2 separate regions of the Homo sapiens genome follow, and region 1 is linked to region 2. The links are chromatin loops, found by intact Hi-C in ENCODE. Cell type or tissue: Calu3. All regions are shown on one strand. Each heading gives the region's core, and the rest is flanking DNA. Links, peaks and the distances in the headings are about the cores only.

Region 1 (8,756 bases), core at 299-8,298, 100 kb before region 2:
GATTTCTGTCATTTTAGCACAAAATATTCCCCAAAGTGCAATTTTTCTTCATTACTAAAATAAAAATACTACACATTTTAACATAATTATTTTATATAAAAACTTTAAAATATATATTTAAGAAAAGCTTACCCAGTTATACCTTTAGATTGCATTGTGCACTTTTACTTGATAAGTATTGTCTTAAATGCAATTAAAGGATGGATTTTGAAATAAATGGTTTAACATCTGCCTCTTAATAGCAAATTTCACACGTAGGCAGGAACCAAGTCTCTCAGATACACCCCCTAATACATAATGGAGGGTCCGACAAAATAGTTGATACTCAAAATTATTTGTCAATTAAAAGCTGGATGCAACAAAGAAATGCCATTTCACACTTCTATTAAAGATTGAGCATTATTACCAAATTCCAGTGCAGTCACATGTAAGCTCAAAGGCAAGGGCACCTTCCCAGTGGACAAGAAGAAAAGGTAATTTTTGGAATCGAAATGCTTTCTCCAAACTTTTGATGCATAAGAAATAAATACTCAGTTCAGGCTAGGTAATCACTCATGTTTTATTGATTGTGTGTCTTCAGAGTAAAGAAAAAAAAATAAGTGTAAACAGCCTCTAAAGGAGAAACTTATCCAGGAGCTATTGATTTGCCTTAAGTGTCCTGGGGGCAGGGCTGATCCCTAAGCCAAGCAGCTCCATGCAGGATGCCCTCTCCTCTAAAGGCAGCAACCCCCTGTCACAAATTACATTGTTAAAATTTTCCAGTGAAGTCTTACAAAGGTTTTGTACTGAGTGGGCTAGTATTTTTTCAATCATAGATTAAGTCTTTTTAGTGTCCTGAAACACATTTGTTCTTCCAAGACTATCATTTGTCCAAAGATAGGTGGTGCAAGGTGATTTGGATGAGTTGAAACCCTCAATCTTGAATTTCATAGGGAGAGTTATAACTACTTGATTACAGGCTGAGGTTTCTTTGCCTTCAATTCCTCAAAGAGAGGACCCCACAAGCTCCACTCAGTGCAGAGAGGATCTCTTTTGGGAAGGAGAAGGCAAAATAGCACGTATTTAACACTGCCTGGGTTATGAACTTAGCTATACTCACTTAATATATGGATAGATATTTAATTTTCCCACTTTCCAAAATGACAAAAAAATAAAAACTTATAAGAGTTATATCACTTATCTACATTCGCCTGTATAGTAAGTGCTAGGTGGGATTGGTATTTGAACTCACGACAATTTAAATCCATGCCCCTTCCACGAAGAATGCCAATTACACTTCAGTTCATGTGTCAGGTCCCAAAAGAATGATTTCATTGCCCAGAGATGTGCTGAGATTTTTCTAAATATGCATCTAGGGTTAGAAGGAAAAGTGACAATATTGACTAGGAACATCTGCTGCAGGTCAGGAAGACTGAGTGGTTATGGTGTAATAAGAGCTACTTAATTGCTCTTCCTGTACTAAACCATAGTTGGTTCCCAAATGAACCAAATTTATCCATATCTGTTCTATTATTCTAGATTTAGTAACTTTTAAAATGTTCATTAATTTCAATAGATATCTTTTACTTTATCACACAGTGGGGGAAAAAAGGTGATAACATTTTTCTTCCATAGAATGCTCTCATTCTTTTCTGGAATTAAATATGTACCTCATATCAGGGAAATCAAAGCATCTCATTGACATAACCACAGTACTTTAGGAATAGTTACTGACCTAATGAGTAAATGAGAGATAAGACTTTTTGGGGCTATTGTGTAGAGGAAAAACATATTTTTAATAGGACTTGAACCTGAGAGGATACAGCCCTCCCAGATCCCATCTCAATTCCATGTGGAGCCTGACAATGAAGTTAACATGGATAAGGGAAGACTTAGGAGATGGAGACCAAATCCTGGTATCCTTGTGTGAGCCCCAATCCCAGCCTTGCCGGAATTCATTTCTTCCAATAAAGAGTTACATCAACAAATTATCTTGTGTACCTAAGCTGTTTGGAATTATATTTTCTATGTCACTCAAATATTTAGACAACCTGAAGAATTTGCATCCACAGGAGCTTTCTTGTACTCAGGATAGTGGCCACTTTGAGTATCTTTAATAGATGGAATCAGCATGTCTTTAACCATTTTCACACCTTCATTCACTCACCAAACATTTACCTAGTAAGTACCATGGAGCAGGGACTACCCAAATCACTAGGAGCATAGAGCTAATTCGACAGGAACCCTGCCTCTAGGTCTTAGAATGCCAATGGATGGAGCAAATGTGCATAGAAACAACTTCAGTTCAAGACTTTATGGGACTGATTGTTGTTACATTTTAAAAATGGGGGGTTTCTCTGATCTGAGCTAATCAAATAAACATCAGACACGGAATTCAGGCTTTGAAGGATGGATAGAAATTTGGAAGAAAGAAATGATGGGTAAAATGGAGCATGCAAAGGGAATAATGACAGGAAATGTAGATGATAAACCACAGGTCAAATCCAAGACATGGTAGGTGTTCCAGATTCAGTAGCACTGGAGTGGTGCCCTTGAGTGGTAAGGTGAGACACTCCCTTGAAGAGAGAAAAATAAGTAGCATAAATTTTGAGAGAATAATCCATCTGGGGTTTGAATAGTAAAGGAAGGGGGTCAGGGGACCCAGTGATAGTCTAAAGTATAAGGAGCAAGGAGACTGGAAGAGACGAGAACAGTTAAGGTGAAATCAGTTAATTCTTGACTGGATCATGGATCCATTAAAAGCTGCTACACCAAACAATTAGGGGACTATTGGAGAAATTTAAATGTGGACCAGGTGAAATGAATAATTTGCTAATTTTGTTAAACATCAAAATAGTGTTAGCTGATACAGGAGATTCCTTATTTTTTGGAGATGTGTGATAAGGTATTTAGAGTAGAAGTATCATGCTGTTTGTAATTTTTCTTGAAATGGTTCCAAAATAAATAAAGGAAATATGGCAAAGTCTGAATCTTCATTGAATTTGGGCAGTGCATGCAGTTTTGTTATAGTTTCCTTTAAATTTCTCTGTATGTTTGAAAGTGTTTTTTAAAAATCAGAGAAGTTAATAAAAGGGCAACTGCAACTCATATATTGGATACTGGGAGTAGACAGACAAAGGGAGCTCTCCTAAGAGATGAAACATGCTCGGAAAGTCCATTTTCTTTCCTACACGAGCTTCTCTGGAACATTTGCCTTGGCAGCAACAATTTTCTTCCCGATAGTCATTGTTTTTTCTTTATGGCTAAATTGCTTTTGTCCAGACAGTAATTTGCCCAGCCCCAGAGACTGAGTCATGGTTGGTCTGCTGCAGCCCTGACTTCCCATTCCTCTTTGCCAAATGCTTTTCCTGCCTCCCTTAGAACCAAAGGTGAACAGTGATGCAATACTGGCTTATGAGGCCTAAGGGGATCTTCTGGAACCACGATGCTCAGAGTGCTTTTTAAGGACCAGGAGCTTCAATGCCACCTCTGAGGTTGGGGGAAAAACACAGCATTGATCCCCACCACAGACCTACTAAATGTCTAAAGAATACAATAAACAGGAGTAGACATGATTGTTTTATCACTCAGTTTGTCAACAGATTTGATGTTGCTTGGTCCTGTCACTGACCTGTGTAGCTAATAAAGAATCAGCCCATGTCTGTGCACAAGAAACACGTCGAATGTGCTATATTGAGGCTCTCTTACTATAGAAAAAATGCTGGTGTCATAGGAAATTTGGTCATGCAACACATGATTCCTAAGCATTTGAATTGACTACAATCTGTGACAATTTTGTGACATCCTGTCCACTCATTCGTGACATTTAAAGTGATTCAAAAAGTACTTAATACGAATTCAAATATATATATTAATATACATTAAAATATGTATTTGTATATTAAAGTATATATTTAAATATACATGTATACTTAATATATATTTAATATATATATTTAAATTATTAAGCACTTACATATGTATTGCATTCCTTTAATGAGAGACACCTTGAAATGTTTCAAAGCAAGGTTTTGGAATCTCTGCTTTAAGGTGCTTCTCCTTAAAAGGCACAAGGTTGGATCTTAGCTGAAGTTGAAGACTCTCAGAGGTTGTCGTTTCCTGTATCTACCACGCAGGAACTACCCCACAGGAGCTCTGTGTCTGAATTCTAGGCCCTTCTTAGCATTTCCTATCTATTGGGACTGAGTTTACTTTCCTTCAGACCTCAGGCTGCTCACCTGCCATGAGGATGTTGTATTTATATGATCAGGCAGACTGGTGGCTACCCAGAAACAAAAACTCAACCATCATTGTGCCTAGGATGCCTCCTGAAATCTCTTCCAGCAGCAATCAAGACTAGGAAAAACCATCTGTATGTGGAAGGCACACAACTCCATCCACAAATTCAGATAATCAAGACATATAATTTTATCTTGCTTTATTCTGCAATTCTACTTAAGCTCTATTTTTAACCTCCTCTCATCTCTCAGGAATGTTGACCTTACTCAATTTATGAGGGCTTGAGCAAGATTAACTTCCCTGTGGTGGGGGTTACAGTAATGCACACCCTAGAGTTGATGCAATGGGTGAATGAGTCAATACAAAGCATTTGCAAGAGTGCCTAGTACTTGTGATTGCCATTGTCATAATGATTTAGGGTTGCCACTGCGTCTCTCCAAAGTTGTATCTCTGTTCAAATGACTTAGACAGTATCATGGCCTACATGGTATCTTTGGACTATGCAGCCCTCTGCAGAGACATCCTTTATCCTATCTTGTACTAGGTAACTGGGTCACACAGGTTGCTGCTGTATCAACTCTTGTTCCCTTCTGAGAGGCTCCTCATGCCCAGAAATTATCCTTCTTCATCTTAGTACCTCCCAAGGCTACAAGAGTTTGTTTGGTGCTATGCTGGTCTATAGGAATTTTTATTATTGTATTCTTTAGAGTATGAATCACTCTTATTCCAGATACCTTCTGTTGCCGGTCATGGGGTCATGGAAAAACTGAAAATGTTTTACAGCTCACAGTACTTTTTCTAAAACAAAGACAGTGACCCTCGAGTTGTGTGCCAGATATTCTCCACTGGCAACACTTCAATACTCTTCACCATTTTCCCTCCCACTCTGTACCCTTGAGGGCTAACAATATGGTTTGGCACCATTAATTAGATTCTTTGCCCTCCAACATCCGGTTAGATTGGAAAGTGAGAGTTAATTGCAAGAAATCAGAGAATGAGAGGAGAGGAAATCCAGGTCTTTGGTTCCCTGAATCCACTCCGGTGAGAATGGCCCCAATGCCCTTCAATCAAAGACATGCCAGGACACACTTGTAGCTTAGCAAAGTTGGGTTAATTGCCTTGTGGCAACAAGAGAGGATGAGCACCATGGGAACCATTACGTGTCTCAAGAAGGGTGTATTAGAAACAAGTTGTTCTAGGATTTGGGCCTCCTTCTTTCAGATGATTTTTGGGTAGGTTCCGTGAAGTGAGGCTTTGAATAAAATACTTTCTGAAAGCAAAGTGGTTTGACATCGCCTAACCACTTTTGTGTAAAGTCAGAGTATCTGCTAAGCAGCCCTCATCAGGTTTCTTTAACATATAGGTAGCTGGGTTACCTTTTTTTTTATTAGTAGTAATTTTTTTTTTTTTTTTGATACAGACTTCCACTCGGTCTCCTAGGCTGGAGTGCAGTGACATGATCTTGGCTCACTGCAACCTCTGCCTCCTGAGTTCAAGCAATTCTCCTGTCTCTGCCTCCTGAGTAGCTGGGATTACAGGCACATGCCACTATGCCTGGCTAATTTTTGTATTTTTAGTAGAGATGGGGTTTTGACATGTTGGCCAGGCTTGTCACTCCAAGCCTCAAGTTATCCACCTGCCTCAGCTTCGCGTGGTGCTTGGATTATAGGCATAAACCACTGCACACAGCCAAAATAACCTATTTTATAATGTTTCAGCCTGCCCTCAGTCCAGAGAGTGGAAAGATGGAGAAATCTTCAATATTCTTGAACATATAACCAAGTCCACTTTATCTCCACCTAGAACCCAATCATTCATTGCAGGGAAGTTTCCTGATTTTTCTCTGCATGTCCTTGATTTCCTTTAGTGAAGGGAGACACCATTAAAGTTCATTATGTTTGTCAATGTAGTATTTTATGAATGCAGCCCTTGAAATGTGACCAGATCCAAACCAATCAGATTTGCCACTGTGCTGCCTTTCACAGCAGGGAAAGCTTTATGTTGGACAGAATTTTGTTTTCTTCTTTCCTGTCCTCTTTGAAAGTGCCTATTGCCCTGAATGAATGGTAAGTGGTAAATACTTCTGCCTCTCAGCTTTTTATTCTTATTTCCTTATAATTTTTATGGAAGAATTAGTGAGAAGCAGAAAAAACAAGAAAGTATCTTTCAATAAAAGTTTACTTCTCACTGAGGAGATGGCTGATTAGATTTTATCTTCAATAAAGCCTGGTGAACTTAATTTGGCAGGTGTCTTACCTCTACACATGTTGTGTTATCCAAATAAAGCTTTCTAAACCTGACTGGTAAAAAATAATGACCTGATGATGTTGGTAAATGTAAAGATGCCAGGCTTCTCACTGGGAGAGTCATATAAGTCCAGGGTGGTACCCAGGAATAAGTACTTTTAATAAGTGCCCAATGTGACTCAGAAAACCAGGTAGGTTTGAGCAATTTGGGTAAAAGCAAATTTTTGGCTAGGCATGATGGCTCATGCCTGCAATCCCAGCACTTTGGGAGGAACGCTTGAGCCCAGGAGTTGGAGACCATCCTGGACAACACGGGGAGACTCTGTCTCTATAAAAAATACAAAAATTAGCCGGGTGTGATGGTGCATTCCTGTGGTCCTAGCTAGGCGGAAGGCTGAAGTGGGAGGTAGGCATGAACCCTGGGAGGTCAGGGTGCAGTGACCCTTAATTGTACCACTGTGCTCTATTTAGCCTGGGTGATGGAGAAGACCCTGGGGAAAAAAAAAAAAGGCAAACTTTCTGGTTAAAAAGAATGCAATGAAAGAATTCAGGTCCTGGAGCTGGGAAGGCAGGAGGCTGGGTTGGACTCCCAGCCACCTACAGCTGCATGGGTGTGGGCAGTTACTTTACCTCTCTGGGTCTAGTTTTCTCTTCTATCAAATTCAGATGCTAACAGCCCTGCTCATGTGGAGCTTCCCATCCAGTGGGAGTCAGTAGCTGATGCTAAAGGGGTGCAGGGTCTCACACTGAGGAGAGGGTCAGCACAGAGCAGGGCCCACTCTAGTGAGAATGGCACCAATACCCTTCAATGAAAGACATGCAGGGACAAACTTGTAGCTTAGCAAAGTTGGGTTAATTGCCTTGTGGCAACAAGACAGGGTGAGCACCATGGGAACCATTAGGTGACTCAAGAAGACTGTATTAGAAACAGGTCATTCTAGGATTTGGGCTTTCTTCTTTCAGATGATTTTTGGGTAGGTTCCGTGAAGTGAGGCTTTGAATAAAATGCTTTCTGAAAGCAAGGTTAATTCTACAACTGGACATGTTCATATGTCTATCTAAAAGGCAGAAATGCCAGATCAAAGGTAAGCCTATAATTAAGAAAAAACTGTATTCACTCATATCATTCAGGAAAATAAAGGGATGTTTGGTTGTTTTTGTAGGTTCTTTACTATCCTTATATTTTTGAGAATTCAGACATGATTTTAAAGTGGTCTAGTTATCATCTTAGTCTATCGGAATCACAGAGTGGCTCTGCTTGATATTAGTTTACTGGGAAATTATTTTTTAGTGTTTTATAGACATAATATGTGTTCATATTTATGGGGTACATGTGATATTTTGTTAAATGTAATGATCAAGTCAGGATATCTGGGGTCTCCATCATTTCAAATATGTATTGTTTCTATGTGTTGGGAACATTTCAAGTTTTCTTTTCTAGCTATTTTAAAATATGCAATATAGTGTTGTTAAATATTGTCACCTTATTCTGCTATCAAACATTAGAACTTATTCCTTCTAACTGCATGTTTATGTCCCCCCAAAAACCCTTCCCAGCCTCTGGCTACCAGCATTCTACTCTCCACCTCCATAAAATCAACTTTTCTTTGCTCCAACGTATGAGTGAGAACATGCAATATTTGTCTTTCTGTCCCCAACTTATTTTACTTAATTTCCTCTAGTTCCATCCATGTTGTTGCAAATAGCAGGATTTCATCCTTTTCAGAGGTTGAATAATACTCCATTGTGTAATGTACCACATTTTCTTTATTTATTCATCCACTGATAGACACTTAGGTTGATTCCAAATCTTAGAATAGTGTAAATACTGTGAATAGTGCTAAAATAAACATGGAAGTGCAGCTATCTCTGGAATATATGAATTTCCTCTCTTTTATAGATATACCCAGGAGTGGGATTCCTGGATCATGTAGTAGTTCTATTATTAGTTTTTTGAGGAACCTTCATACTCTTCTCCATAGTGGTTGTATTAATTTCCATTCTCAACAACACTGTATATCCTCACCAGAACTTATTACCTTTTGGATAAAAGCCATTTCAACTGGAGTGAGATGATATCTCACTACAGCGGTGATTTGCATTTCTCGATCATAAGTGATGAGGATTTTTTTATACACCTGTTGGCCATTTGTATGTCTTCTTGGAGAAGTCTCTTCAGATCTTTTGCCCATTTTTAGTTGGATTATTAGAGTTTTTCCTATAGAGTTGTTTGAGCACTTTCTATAATCTGTTTATTAATATCTTGTCAGATGAGTGGGTCACAAATATTTT
Region 2 (8,756 bases), core at 419-8,418:
CAGGGCGCCCCTTGCTGTGAGTCCAGCAAAGGGGCCAAGAACAATTCTGCATCACCAACACCTTGTCTCTCAACTTATTGACTATTGTACAGCAAGCAGTGTGAGCTTTGGATTCAACAACATGAGTAAAGGCAAATGTATTCAGAGTAGGATTAAGTCACTTCGCTTCTTGTGTTCAGACTTGAGATTTTTCTCTCCCTAATTATATATTTATTTTTTCTTTTTGTTTTTTTTCTTTCTGTGAGATGGAGTTTTGCTTTTATTTATTTATTTATTTTGTTTGTTTGTTTGTTTTTTGTTGTTGTGGTTGAGACAGAGTTTCGCCCTTGTCTCCCAGGCTGGAGTGCGATGGCATGATCTCTGCTCACCGCAACCTCTGCCTCCTGGGTTCAAGTCATTCTCCTGCCTCAGCCTACCATGTAGCTGGGTTTACAAGCGTGCACCAACACACCTGGCTAATTTTTATATTTTTAGTAGAGACAGGGTTTCACCATGTTGGCCAGGCTGATCTTGAACTCCTGACCTCAAGTGATCTGCCCACCTCAGCCTCCCAAAGTGCTAGGATTACATGTGTGAGCCACCATGCCTGACCTCTCTCCCTAATTATCAAGGAGCCATAACTAATAATAATTTTGCATAGAAGCAGAATGTCTGGAGCTCCTGATCTCCCTGTAAATATAAAATCTAAGTTACTTTGCCCTGAATTTGGGAAATATCTGTCAGAATTATACTGTGACTCAGAATCACATGGCAGATACAATGGACATGATTTTTTGAGTTAGAGTTTAATGGTCTAGGGGAAAATGTCAAAGTCAAAATATTACAGACTATTTTAGGGCTACTTCAATCTGAAAAACAATCTTCAAAATCTGAATATTCTTTTTTAACCTGAATCTGAAAATCAGAGTTTAGCCTAAGCTGGAGAATTATAGAGACCTGAAATGTCATTCTGTTCCCAAGAGGAAACCGCAATAATTTTGAGACTCTAGAGTGAGGAAGAAAATTGTTTTCATCCACTTTTGATTGGTCGTGGTTTCATGTTGAGAACAGTTTTAACAAACAGGAAATCTGTCAGATTGCTTAGTGATATCGGTCATACACGAGATGCATGTGTCCTGTGTTAATTCTCACCACTTCAGGGCAGTGAGAAAATGCAAATGGTGGAATCCCACCCAAGTCAGTCTCTGCTGATTCTCTATTCTTTTTTGTTTGTTTGTTTTTTGTCTTTTTTTTTTTTTTGAGACAGTCTTGCTTCATCGCCCAGGCCGGAGGGCAGTGGCACAATCTCAGCTCACTGCAACCTCCACCTCCTAGGTTCAAGTGATTCTCCTGCCTCAGCCTCCCAAATAGCTGGTATTACAGGCGTGCACCACCATGCCAGGCTTATTTGTATATTTGTATTCTTAGTAGACACTGGGTTTCACCATGTTGGGCAGGCTGGTTTCGAACTCCTCACCTCAAGTGATTCACCTGCCTCGGCCTCCCAAAGTGCTGGGATTATAGGCGTAAGCCACCACGCCAGGCTGATTCTCTATTCTTCCATGAAAGCAAAAACTCAGATCTGGCTAATTTTCAGAGGCATCATGGCTTAATGAAAAGTACATGGACTTTGGTGTTATAGCTAGTGGTTAATCCTGGTTCTGCTACTTAACGAAGTGTGAGAACTTGGGCGAGTTACTGAACATTTCAGAGCCCAGTTTATCATAGGAACTTGGGCAATACTGATGTCTCTTTTAGAGAGTTGCAGCTGTGTTGAAGTGAATAACACTGTCAAGGGACAGGGTTGGCATCAAGTAAATTACTCAAAACAGTACTACTTTAAAAACACAATCTTGACAGGGGAAATAGCTCCTAGTCTTATATTTAAATAAGTGATAGGGATTAATTTTGTTTAATTTATGCAAGTAGCTCATGAAGTATAATTTTCTAAATCATAAAATTATGACTCTAAAAATACATAAAATTAAACCTGTATAAATTTTCTTTTAATTACTACTTAGAGAACCAGTAACATGGTAGGACTGGCTTAAAGAACATTTTTAAAGCCTAATATATAAAAGCAACATTAATATATGATGTATGAGTTATATACAAAAACTGGCTTATATTCAATATGACATATTTTGGGGGGTGTTATCTGTTCCATCAAATAGAAGTAATTTGTATCTCTACCAGGACAAAAACAACCTTACTAAGTCTGGGATGCTTATTCAATAGTATCAATGATGAGTTCACTTCCTAGCTGATTTTGCACATGGCATTTGGCAGGAGGGTTCAGTTCTTCACTGGCTTTTGATAGGAGTATGCATTTGTTGTTGTTGTTGTTGTTGTTTGTTTTGTTTTGGCTACATGGGTTTGAGTGTCTTGCTGAAATACGGCCAGATTTTCCTAGAGTAAGTGATGAGAGAGAACAATGCCTTTTATTTTCATGACTTAGCCCAAAAGCCATATGTAGTAGTTTGTTTTCATACTGCTAATAAAGACATACCTGAGACCAGCTAATTTACAAAAGAGAGAAGTTTAATTGGACTTACATTTCCACATGGCTGGGGAAGCCTCACAATCATGGCAGAAGGCAAGGAGGAGCAAGTCACGTCTTACGTGCATGGCAGCAGGCAAAGAGAAAGAGAGCTTCTTCAGGGAAACTCCTCTTTATAAAACGGTCAGATCTCATGACACTTACTCACTATCAGGAGAACAGCATGGGAAAAATTTCCCCCCATGATTCAATTATCTCCCACTGCATCTCTCCCACAACACATGGGAATTCAAGATGAGATTTGGGTGGGAACACAGCCAAACCATATCACCATATATTATTACTTCTGTTTGTAAATTACTTCTGTGAGTAACTCATTTGGACTCTCACTCACTGAGAGGGGAAATAGACTTAACATGATAAGGGAGGGTTTGTTAAAGAAAAATTTGTGGACATATTTTAAAGGCACCTACCTAACAAACAACCTCAGAACCTCAGTGGTTTGAAACAATAAGGTTTATTTCTCACTCATGCTATAGGTTCTTCAGTGATCAGTAGAGAGGTTCTGTTCATTATGATCAGATGCACAGGACAAATGAAAACCACTGTATTGAATACTATAGATCACTCTGGAAGAAGGAAAACAAGCTTTGGAGAGTCTTCAGCCAGCAGTTAAAGACCCCCATCTAAATACCACATTATTAGAATAAATAACAAAAACCACATAACCATCTCAGTATACCCAGAAAAAGCATTTAACAAAATCCAACACCTTTTCATATACATTTTTAAAAAACCACTCAATAAATTGGAAATAGAAGGTAAAGGACATCTACAAAAAACTCCACAGCTGTCATTATAGTTAATAGTAAAAGACTGAGTTATTTTCTCTTAAGATCAGGAATAAGACATGAATGTCTACTCTTATAACTTCTATTCAAAATTTTCCTGAAATTATCCAAGATAATTAGGCCAGAAAAATAAATAAATAGCATCCAGTTTGGAAATAAAGAAGTAAGTCTATTTATATTCAAACATGATATGACCTTGTGTATGGAACATCTTAAGAAATCCACTTAAAACCTATTAAAACTAATAATTAGTTGGACAAAGTTTCAAGATACAAGATCAATATACAAAAATAAATTGAAATTCTATATGCTAAAAGTAAGCAATCCAAAAATGATTTTAAGAAAATATGTAATTATATTTATAATAGCACTCAGAAATAATATGATATTTAGGAATAAATTCTTAAAAGGAAGTGCAAAACCTATGCATGTAGCACTAGAAAACATTGTTGAAAAGAATTAAAGAAGATTTAAATAAATGGAAAAAAATTCATGTTTGTGGATTGGAAGACAATATTGTTCAGATGGCAGTACTCCTCAAATTGATCTATAGATTCAATGTGGTCCCTATCAAAATTCTGGCTGGATTTGTTGTATAAATTGAGAAGCCTATCATAAAATTCATATTGAAACACAGGGGACTTAGAACATCCAAAACAGTTGAGAAAAATAACACATTTAGAGGACTCACACTTTCCAATGTCAGACATTACCCGGGCACAATAATTAAAGAGTGTGGTATTGGTATAAAAAAATGACACACAGACCAGTGGAATAGACTTGAGAGCCGTAAAACGTACCGTTACATTTATAGTCAATTGATATTCAACAAAAATTCCAGACAGTTGAATGAGGAAAAAAATAGGAAAAATAGTCTTTTCCACAACTGCTGCTGACAAGTATGTTTTGGATCCCTTCCTTACACCACACACAAAAATTAACTCCAAATGATCCACAGACCTCAATTAAAGAGTTAAAATTGTAATACTCTTAGATGAAAGTATAGGATTAAATTTTTGTTGCCTGGGTTAGGCAAAGCTGTCTTAGAGACAACACTAAAAGTACAAACAACAAAATATTTTGTTACTACCTGTCTTCCTGATGTGCGTCTAGTCTAGGCTGTTTTTCTTGTTATTGTTACTGAGACGAGAAGTCTTCTTCCGACCGAAGGTTCTTCTCAATCGAAGGGTTCGTGGTCTCACGGCTTCAAGGAATGAAGCCGTGGACGGCAGTGGCGAGTGTTACAGCTCGATTAGAGAGTGTGCTGCGGCAAGATTTATTAAAGCGAAAGTGAAAGGAAAGCTTCCACGTGGGGGAAGGGGACCTGGAAGGGTTGCTGTTTCTGGCTTGGGTATCTTATGCTTACATCCCCTTATGACCCCTGCCCTCTTCCTTTTTCTGTCCTATAGAATCAGCTTATTTTCTATCTGCTTGTGGGTTGGCGGGCCTAGTTGGTTAAAAACATCAGGCTGAAGCTAGAGCTTAAACTCCCTATATGACTGGTTCAAGTTTCAACCACTTAGCTTGCAGCTATGAGTCAGTTTGTCTTAGGGGAAAGTCCCCTTTGATTGGTTGAAGTTTCCATCCCTTAGCTTTCAGCTATGACTCATTTTGGCTTAGGGGAAAGTCCCCTTAGGGAAGTCCCTATTGACCCAGGAAGTCCAGCCAACTTAGCCACTTAGTCCCTCATTACAACTCTTCCCATTTAACTGAATGAACCACTCCTTTTTAAAAAAATCACCACTTTTTTTTTTTTTTTTTCTTAGAGACGGAGTCTCGTTCTGTTGCCCAGGTTGGAATGCAATGGCGCGACCTTGGCTCATTGCAGCCTCCGCCTCCCGGGTTCGTGCCATTCTTCTGCCTCAGCCTCCTGAGTAGCTGGGATTACAGGCGCTGGCTAATGTTTGTATTTTTAGTAGAGATGGGGTTTCACCATATTGATCAGGCTGATCTCAACCTCCTGACCTCGTGATCCACCCGCCTCGGCCTCCCAAAGTGCTGGGATTACAGGTGTGGGATTACACCGCACCTGACCTAAAAATCACCACATATTTTAAAGCACTATTTGTCTCAGGGCATTGTGGGATTTCAGTGATGAACTGGATTTAGCTTTTAGGTTGAACAGGAAACGTCAATAGAATTTTCGGTTTTCATGTCAGTGCAGATCTCGCAAAATAAAAATAAATGTGGCATTGGCTCTAAGGGCAGGGCCCATACACTAGTCCAGGCTATTCTGTAAATGATTAACACATCTCCAGGAGGAGATTGCCGCCCCAGAAACACCAATTCTGCTAAATACTGAAAGCAAATCTCACACTTGGGTTCTTGAGATCCCATAGAGTGTGGCTTTGCCATTCTAATCTCCTGGGGAGAGGGGAGATGTGGCAGGAAGAGACCACTGCACAGAAGACTCCTAGGCTGATAAGAATGTGTGAAGATGACCTGCAGATGAATATGCAAAGGAGAGTGCATGGAGACCACCAGCAGAGGACTAAATTAGAAGAAACAATCTGGAAGGGTGCAGGCACTGGTTTGGCTGCCATTAGTCTGAAATCCATACAGGAATTCAGAGGGGAGACACATGTTGCTAGAGAGACCAATTCAGGGCTAGAGAGAGGCAGAAGTGAATCTTCAAAGACAAGAGCTAAATTTTCAGCTGTAAGGAAGGAAAGAGATATTATACCAAGGTGCCTTGATTCTGATGGTCATGGTAAGTCATTCATTCATTCATTCATTCATTCATTCATTCATTCATCTGTTCGTTCATGCAGATTGTGGTGGTGGCACACAGGAGTTTAGTTTCAGACATATTAATTTAAAGATGCATAGTAGATATCTAACTGGAGACAGGTATTGGTAGTTGGATGGAGGAATCTTGAAGTAGGAAGAAATATTCAGGCTGAAGATATGAACTCTGTGATTTTTATTCTTATGTTTTTAAACTATTAATATATACCTTTTTCTGAAATCAATGAATTTCCCCAAGCAACTCCAGACAGATGTCTGGGGCCTCATTTATTTATTGGTTTCATAAATCTGAGCCCTCTTTGATTTAGCGTTATACAGCCAGCCCATCCCGGGCCTGATCTTTGCCATCCTAATCATGAACTAAGCCCCTGCCATGTAATTGTGTGTCTACTCCTCTGCCTCCGGGGATTGTAAGTACAGTGTTCTTCTTTATGCATCAAGATGTTATTGCTGAGATGTGAATCATGCAATTGCCAGGAGGGTCTCTGATCCCAGCTGCAACTTCTCCATTGAAGACTAGCACGCCCTACAGGGGGTTCAGAATAAAGGGAACCTCTTGACCACCCCTGAGAGCCCAGCCAACCAGCAACCCCAATGCATGAATATATGGCCATGACCTCAGTAGTGATTGCTCTCTCTTGGATAGGCCAATCTGTCTTCTAGAAAGTTAAAATTCTTCAGTTAAAAAGGCTCATGTGGTGCAAACTTGTAAAGACAAGAGGGGGGAATGTTTCACATTCTAATGATCTGTTTTTGAAAGTAATTTGAGGGTCCTTATATAACTCTGCTTTTTTTATGTTCCCACTGGATGTGCAACTATGTCATGCACGAGGCTGGGGACACCGAATGAATGAATGGAAAGTCAGTGAATAAATGACTGGGTTCTACGTAGACTCTGCCCCACCTGGGATCCAGTGTCTCACTGAGCAGCTGGTGAAACCTGATGCCTCCACTTCATACCTCTGTGACCTCCCTACTCCCCAGTTGCCTCTTCTAGCAGTAGACATGATAGACTTTCACTTGCTGGCCTCATTAATTCCAAAGATGACCTTGTGACTATGTCTGGCCAATGGTTTGCTAGCAAAAGCCAACCATCCCTCTTCTGGACTTGAGCATTTAAATCCCAGTGTCAAAACTTCCAGAGCTCTTCTTTCCCTTCAAGTCCAAAACCAAATAATCTAAATTTAGAATGGCATGTATAGTATGTATTACTTATGTAAAAATGGTGCAAAAAAGGGTGCATAACCATGTAATTGCTTGTAGATATATAGGATATTCTAAGGAAAATCAATAATAAACAGTAACATCTCGATCAAAATATCCCAACGCCAGTCCCAGATAAACGCATAAACATTTACCTCTAGAGCCCCAAATAATAGTTTCCCAGATGTGACTGCCTGCTCACTGTGTATATTGACAGAGGTTGTTGAAGTATTTCTTTTTTTTTTTTTTTCCGAGATGGAGTCTTGCTTTTCTGCCCAGGCTGGAGTGCAGTGGTGCGATCTCGGCTCACTGCAACCTCCGCCTCCCAGGCTCAAGTAATTATCCTGCCCCAGCCTCCCAAGTAGCTGGGATTTCAGGCATGTTCCACCATGCCCAGCTAATTATTTTTGTATTTTTAGTAGAGATGGGGTTTCACCATATTGGCCAATCTAGTCTTGAACTCCTGACCTTGTGATCCGCCTGCCTCGGCATCCCAAAGTTCCTGGCTGCAGTATTTCTTAAGTCAACCAGAATGAGCTCATCTTTTTTATGGAGAGACTTAAATAGAAATAACCAGCATTTATGATGTGTCCATGTGATTCTAGGTAAGAGTTTTCATCCAGGGTGGTGGGTAATAAGAATAAATGCAGATGGACTATTCTTAAAAGTTGTATTGGCTAGGTGCGGTGGCTCATGCCTGTAATCCCAGCACTTTAGGAGGCCAAGGCGGGTGCAATCATGAGGTCAAGAGATCGAGACCATCGTGGAACATGGTGAAACCCCGTCTCCACTAAAAATACAAAAATTAGCCAGACATGGTGCCAGATGCCTGTGGTCCCAGCTACTCGGGAGGCTGAGGCAGGACAATTGCTTGAATCCAGGAGGCGGAGGTTGCAGTGAGCTGAGATCATGCCACTGCACTCCAGACTGGGCAACAGAGCGAGACTCCATCTCAAAAAAAAAAAATTTGTATTTAAGGAACAGTGTAAGAAGACGTGTGTGCTGTCCTATGCTGGAGACAATCCTGGGATGTTTTCAGACAGACAGGGCAAAAAACAAACAAACTAAAAAAAAATGTCTGGCCAGTGTTTAGTGTCTCTGGTTGTGCCATAATAATGTTGATGAAATCAAATAAGCGGCACATGAGGGAGAGTTGTTTTTGTGAGGAACTGTTGTAGATTTGGCAACTGAGAAAGTGCAGGTGCTGAAAGCATCTGTTCATTTTCAATCATTATTATTGTTCACTCCCAGATATGCTGGCTATGTAAAAATATAAAGTCACTTCTACCAGTCATAAGAAAGATCGTTATCGATAGAGCTGGGAGACAGCCAAATGTGGCCCAGGTCATTGTGCACAGGCAGCTTGCCTAAAGATGCCCACAGTGAAAAATTTCATCCCTGAACCTATGCACAGTAAGGGAATAAAGCAATGTGGAGTGGCTCAGACTAAGGGCCCACCTGCCCACTGGGAGAAG

The links. A loop is a pair of places that touch in the nucleus more often than their neighbours do. Peaks named below come from ENCODE experiments on the same cell type or tissue, not always from the same donor. Only the 100,000 strongest peaks of a DNase experiment are listed, where the experiment ranks them.
Region 1: it touches region 2 in a loop (2.7-fold over the local background); 2 of 110 quality-filtered maps call a loop at or near these places.

What each region holds. Positions count from the first base shown.
Region 1 is chr12:126,664,214-126,672,969 of GRCh38, forward strand. All of the region lies in intron 1 of LOC100996671 (a long non-coding RNA gene), which reads right to left. Among named protein-coding and RNA genes, the nearest start is that of LINC02824, 22 kb to the right of the region's middle. In Calu3, for the core only: no CTCF peak of the experiment used is centred there; DNase peaks (open chromatin) are centred at 3,318 and 4,548.
Region 2 is chr12:126,767,659-126,776,414 of GRCh38, forward strand. LINC00944 (long intergenic non-protein coding RNA 944) reads right to left here and starts at 4,604. Exons shown (of 5, transcript NR_033878.1): 1 at 4,421-4,604. RefSeq lists enhancers at 4,178-5,377, 4,853-4,932. In Calu3, for the core only: no CTCF peak of the experiment used is centred there; a DNase peak (open chromatin) is centred at 4,763.